Linked DNA regions of Homo sapiens: region 2 is linked to region 1. The links are chromatin contacts, found by Hi-C or POLR2A ChIA-PET in ENCODE. All regions are on one chromosome and are shown on one strand. Each heading gives the region's core, a stretch centred on a gene start or an enhancer-like site at or near the end of the contact. The rest is flanking DNA. Distances are from core to core; before and after follow the strand shown.

Region 1 (2,709 bases), core at 143-2,642:
TGCATACTGTGACGGATCAGGGCAAGGACTCCAGTGTCACCATCTTCCTGTATCTGTAGACCTTGTACAATGCAGTCCAAGGCTGTGAGGACTTCGGAGGGCAAACGCTGAGGAAACCAACCTGCCTCCAATTCCAAGGCGTGAGATTTACATTGCAGCCTTTGTGATGCTGCTTAGTTAACTGGCTGTATTTATGCAGATCTATTGTAGACTTACTTCCTTTTAATTTTTCCCCCTTTTGTGACTGAAATCATGAATTCCTAAAAATAAATAAATAGCAAATCAAAGGAGAAAAAAAAAAGCCAAAACAGGTTTACCTAACGGGAAGCCTGGAAGGGCTGGCGTTGGAGAAGCCGCTCGGAAGCGGGGCAGGTAGCAGAGAGCCGCCCGCCGGTCTCCGGGTCTACGCCCAGGGCTCTTTCCAGCCCGGCCTTTGGGTAACTGGTGTGGGGGAGGGCGGCCGGCTTTCAGGTCGCCTCTCCCGCAGGTTTGGGAGCCCGGTAGGCCGTGACTGAAAGACCGTAGCAACAGCGGTCAATTGCCGTTTTAGAGCTCATTTTGGGGCGAATGGTAGCAGCAGAGCCACTGCCGCCCTGGCTCTTGTAGGTGGGTCTGGAGTGTCACGTAGGCACCCCAACTCGCGCCGGGGGCCGTGGTCCGCAGACTCCCACTTCATTGCCCCGGAGGCCTGAGCCCGCCCCGCCCGGCTGTGGCTGCACCTTTCCCGAGAGTCGGGGCAGCGGCGGCTCGAAAGTGGAGGCAGCCTAACCGCGTAGCGCTGAAACCACCATTCACAAATGCAAACCCCTGTCTTCTGTGGATAAACGGTGGCGGCGCGCGTCCGAGCGTCCCCGAGGGGCTGTGGGGAGCCCCCGGGGAGAGCAGGAAAGGAAGCGGGGTGGCGGTGGCTAGGAAGCGACTGAGCCTTCTCGCCCGGCCGGCGGAAGAGGGAGCCGGGTCCCGGCGCGCCGAGCCAGCCGCCCCTCGCGCAGTTCCTCGGCCGCGGCGCGGGGTTCGCCCCGCTTCTCCCCGGCAGCAGCCGGCTGGGTGCCCCCGGCACAGCACAGTGCGGCAGGCGGCAGCGTCCTCCCCTCGCCTCCCCCACATTCCCTCACCTCAGCCAAGGCGGCAGCCCCGGCGTCCCCGCCCGCCCGGCCCCGCGCCCCCGCCCGGAGCGCCCCCACCCGTTGCGCCCCCGCCGGGTCCCGCCGCGCAGCCCCGCCACGCTGCAGCTGGAGCGACCGCCGCGGCCGGCCCCGCAGACCGGGGAGGAGGAGGAGGAGGGGAAGCCGGAGAGGGAGGCGCGGGGAGGAGGGATGGAGCCGGGAGGAGGAAATAAATAAATAAAACAATCACCTCCGCGCCAATAAGAGCGAGGGAGAGAGCAAGACGCGACCAGAGAGCCACCGGGGCCCGCTCGCGCGCCTCTGAGAGGCTGTCCGCGCGCGCGCGTGTGTGCGTGAGTGTGGATTTGCCGGGACTGGAGCTGGAAAGTTCAAACTAAACGTGTTGCTCTCGCCGAGTGCCGAGGCCGCGGCGGAGGCTGCCCAACTTCCCCGGGCCAAGTGAGTGGCGTTGCCCAGCGCCTTTGGCGAGGCGGCGGCCGCTCGGCCCTGCGCCCGGCCGCGGCGGCGGCGGCTCCGCTCGCCCCGGGAGGGAGCCCGCGGCCAGGGCTGGACTCTCGCCCCGCCACCTCCACCGACTCTCTCCTCAGCCTCCGCGCCTGGCACCGCAGCAAGGTACGTGGCGCTTCCTGGCGCGGCTTCTTCCCTAGCACACCCCGCGCGGATTTTTGGCTGCCTAGATTCTTCCCCTTCCCGGAGTGGTCATCATTTGTCAAACTTTACCTCCACCTCGCACATGCGGGCGGCCGCTGCAGCCGCCCTCCCTGGCGGCATGGGCTCCGCTCGCTGATGGGAACCGAGAGGAGGGTGGGGGGGAGGATCTGCTGGCAGCGGTGGTTCTCATCTGGATTAAGATCGTATTTCGGAATAACTCGCAGGTCTTACCTTCCGGGGGTGTCCTTCATTATGATGTTCCCTGTGATGCTGGTAATGGTTTTCCTTGCTCCTTCTGCACGGAAGGACGTACAAGTTTGCAGGAGAAGGTACATGAAAAGCAGGTGAAGTTTGCAGCCACTTGACTCCAAGAGAGGAGTAACCCTTTCTTTGCAGTAGCCGCTATGGTTTTGAAGCAGCGGCGGCGGCGGCAGCGGTGACAGCGGTGACAGCAGCCTGGCCGGTGGCGGCAGCTGCACGTTGTCCCGTCTGTGACTGGAAGAAGGAGGAAAAGTGGGGCTGCCTCGTCGGAGAGCGCAACTCTGGAGCTGCCTGCAAAGACGCTGCGGGGGAAAATGCTAAGGGCTCCCTGATCCTTGGTAAATCGTGTTTGGAGAGGCATGATTTCCTTTTGTGGTATTTATGTGCTTAATAACAGACATGCTTAAAAATCTCTTTAAAACTTTTATGCATACGATTTCCATTTCTAGATTAGGTGAAGGACTCTGAAACCTCTCAGATAAATGCCAAAATCAGTAAGATCAGAGCGGTGTGCAAACCTGCAATGAATTGCCCAGTGCCTTCTTGTTTGTAACGTATCACCTACTGGGAAACGTATCTTCCGTGCCATACTATTTTAGTAATAGTTATAGGTTCATTATTATTATTTTTTTCTTACGATGAAATAGGAGGTTTTTAGTGAAACAAAAAT
Region 2 (2,700 bases), core at 9-2,508, 75 kb after region 1:
GTTAGCAGCAGATATCTGGAGTAGGAAGTATCCTTTGCTTATGATTTTCCTCAAAGTGAGCTGCAATACAGCGACTCCATTTACTTAACAGTAGTAATCAGATGTTTGAAAGAGACAATAGTCCAGGTTTAAGCGTAGCAAATATGTCTCTTTTGTAAATGAAATATTTAAAACAGAAAACAAAGCACAGGTCAGTAGACTAGAATTTACATCTCAGTTTGAACACTAAAATCTGGTATAGCACTGAGCAATCACTGATACCTGCACCCAGCATTCTCACTGTTTATGGAAGATGAAACAGAAAAGTCTCAAAATAATGTTTGAAATCTAAAATGTTATGACCCTTTTAAGGCACTAACGTATCCCTGTGTTACTGTTTTTTTTTCTAGTATGGAATACAAACATCTTTAAAAATGTAATTTTCATGCAATGAGAATGTATTTTAAAGTAATCATTGTAATAATAAGTATATCACAGTTTAAAATGACTGGAAGAGACGACATTAGCTTTTGCTTTTACTATCACTGTATTTCTAGAGAAGTAAAAATTTAAAAATAACAATAAAATCTGCAATTCATTTACATAAATCTTCCTCAATAAAGAAATATGACCACAACTGTTTCTAATTCAGTAAAGATACAACATCCAAAATTTCTCTGTGTTATGCAGTACAATTAGGTTCATTCAGATAAAAAGAAAAATTTAGAGATTTTTTAAAAAAGTATTATATTTTATGAAATGTTTGTAGATATTACATCAGTCTTTTAGCTTATTTATTAATATTTGGTAATTAAGGGATTAAGCTGGATATTTCTTTTGAACAAGTTTGCATCTCTCCAAATAAGCTATGGAGTAAGAATTCATTGGCAAAATTGTCTAGTCCAGATTTTGATCAGCTCTTTCACACTATACTGGAAGATCACCTTAGAATTACAATCCTGAATGGGAATGCCTAGCTTGACATTAGCTTTATTTCAGTGAAACAGATTCTGGCACAAAAGAAAACAGCAGGTTAAAAAGACATAAGGAACACAGCTATGAGGGAAGTTTTATGCTTAAAGGTAAAGAGGAGTGGTTTGAATTTCTAAAAGATAAAAGAATAAGCCACTTAGATCTTTCAGAGTACTGAAATAGTCATTTTTTACGTAAAAGCAAAACTCGCAGCTTCAGAGAGTTCAGAGAACTTCTTCCTGGAGCTACTGATCCAGCCACACCAGGGATTGTCAGCTATTGCAGGGCACTCTGTCAGCTGTCAGGAAATAAATCTCTCTATCAGACGGAAGCAGTCTGAGTTGGAGCAAGTCCTCCACAGCATGTCACCCCGGGAGCGCTCAACATGCTTGGCGAACAAGGGCTCCCTGTTGTACTCTGATTTATGTATATCTGTAAAGTTACTCCTGATAGGGTAAAAGGAGGAGACTGATCAAGAGTCTGTCACACTCGAAATGCTTTCATACTGTTGCCACCCCACTCAACCTGTCGTCCATGGAAGCAAGGAAACAAAAGCACTGCAGACCGTTCTCAGCAGCCCTTTCCTTTCCTCGGTGACCCTTTCACAGACCGTTACCAGAACCACCACTCACTTCTTGTGCTAGTAGAGAACAGCAAGTAGTTATATTTGTGTTTTAAAGGTTGTCCTGTTAATAGATTGTCCTTTCACACATGCCATGTACCTTATTATCTGAAAATTTACTGAATGCTCACCTTGCTGACAAATTTCACACATGCCTAAGCATGCAACTGGATTTCCCCACATGATCATTTCCATGGTTCATTTCCTCATAGCTCAGGAGTGATCAGATTTTGTCTTCATTTTATTATGTTTTCAATCCAGTGAAGTCCAAATTATATCGTATTTTTGCTAGTATTAATGGGTAAAATTGTGGATATTACTGTTTGGTTGGTGTTGAAATTTTGTCTATCATGTGTAATTTACTGAATGATAAGGATTTGAAGAAAATGAAAAGCCGGGAATACTGAGTTTTATAACATGATACTTGCAAGTAAATTTAAGATACACATCAGGGCTTTGTTTTGCAAGAAGAAGTATAAAAAACACCACAGAAAGGCATTAACTTTCGACTTTAAATTGCAGAACTCAAAGGTATATATGTATACATTTTGGAGAGTTTTGTTGTTGCTGTTAATAGACAATATATTGAAGTGAGTAGCCCAGTTACAGAAGAGCATTATTTGATTAGGGCTTTAAACAAAGCAAGAGGGGTTGTAGGATTTCAGAATTACTGAAAAAGATAATGATGGCTGACAATGTTGAAGAAGACTTGTTTTATGTAAGAGAATTATGTAGACCTGGTGTAATTGTGAATAATTTTATAGCTGATTTTTTTGTTTGCACCCAGAGTTAACAATATATTTTTAAACTTACTTTGTAAACAAGTGCTTCATATTGCAGTTATGTGTATAGATAGATTAGATAGATAGATAGATGATAGATGATCGATAGATAGACAGATAGATTTTCCTTAACCTTCTCAAGAGATTATATGCCTAGAGAACAGAACTGTGCATTGTATCCCATTGTAAGTAACTAATCACTTACAATATTGCTAGAATTGGGTATCTCTTCAGTAAACATTGATTGTAAAAATAATCCTAGTAATCCATAGGATTTACCCCATTATTTGTTTTAAACTTTATGCACATATAATTTATTTTTGTCTTTGTATTAATATACCTGGT

What was found. A loop is a pair of places that touch in the nucleus more often than their neighbours do. ChIA-PET counts read pairs that join two places held with the same protein, here RNA polymerase II (POLR2A).
Region 2: a map with no recorded cell type shows a loop between it and region 1 (2.2-fold over the local background). The contact joins two enhancer-like sites. A Hi-C loop is called at or near these places in 3 of 168 maps with a recorded cell type or tissue (Calu3, MCF 10A and PC-9) and 2 of 37 single-sample maps with no recorded cell type. POLR2A ChIA-PET finds 5 or more read pairs at or near these places in 1 of 52 experiments (MCF 10A).

The regions. Positions count from the first base shown.
Region 1 is chr4:180,057,544-180,060,252 of GRCh38, forward strand. No RefSeq gene overlaps it. Among named protein-coding and RNA genes, the nearest start is that of LINC00290, 1.1 Mb to the right of the region's middle. RefSeq lists a silencer at 908-1,037 and an enhancer at 1,498-1,577. Within about 2 kb of position 1,393, at least 5 of the 41 ENCODE cell types and tissues checked have a DNase peak (open chromatin) inside an H3K27ac peak, as active enhancers do.
Region 2 is chr4:180,132,938-180,135,637 of GRCh38, forward strand. All of the region lies in intron 1 of LOC124900623 (a long non-coding RNA gene), which reads left to right. Among named protein-coding and RNA genes, the nearest start is that of LINC00290, 1.0 Mb to the right of the region's middle. Within about 2 kb of position 1,259, at least 2 of the 41 ENCODE cell types and tissues checked have a DNase peak (open chromatin) inside an H3K27ac peak, as active enhancers do.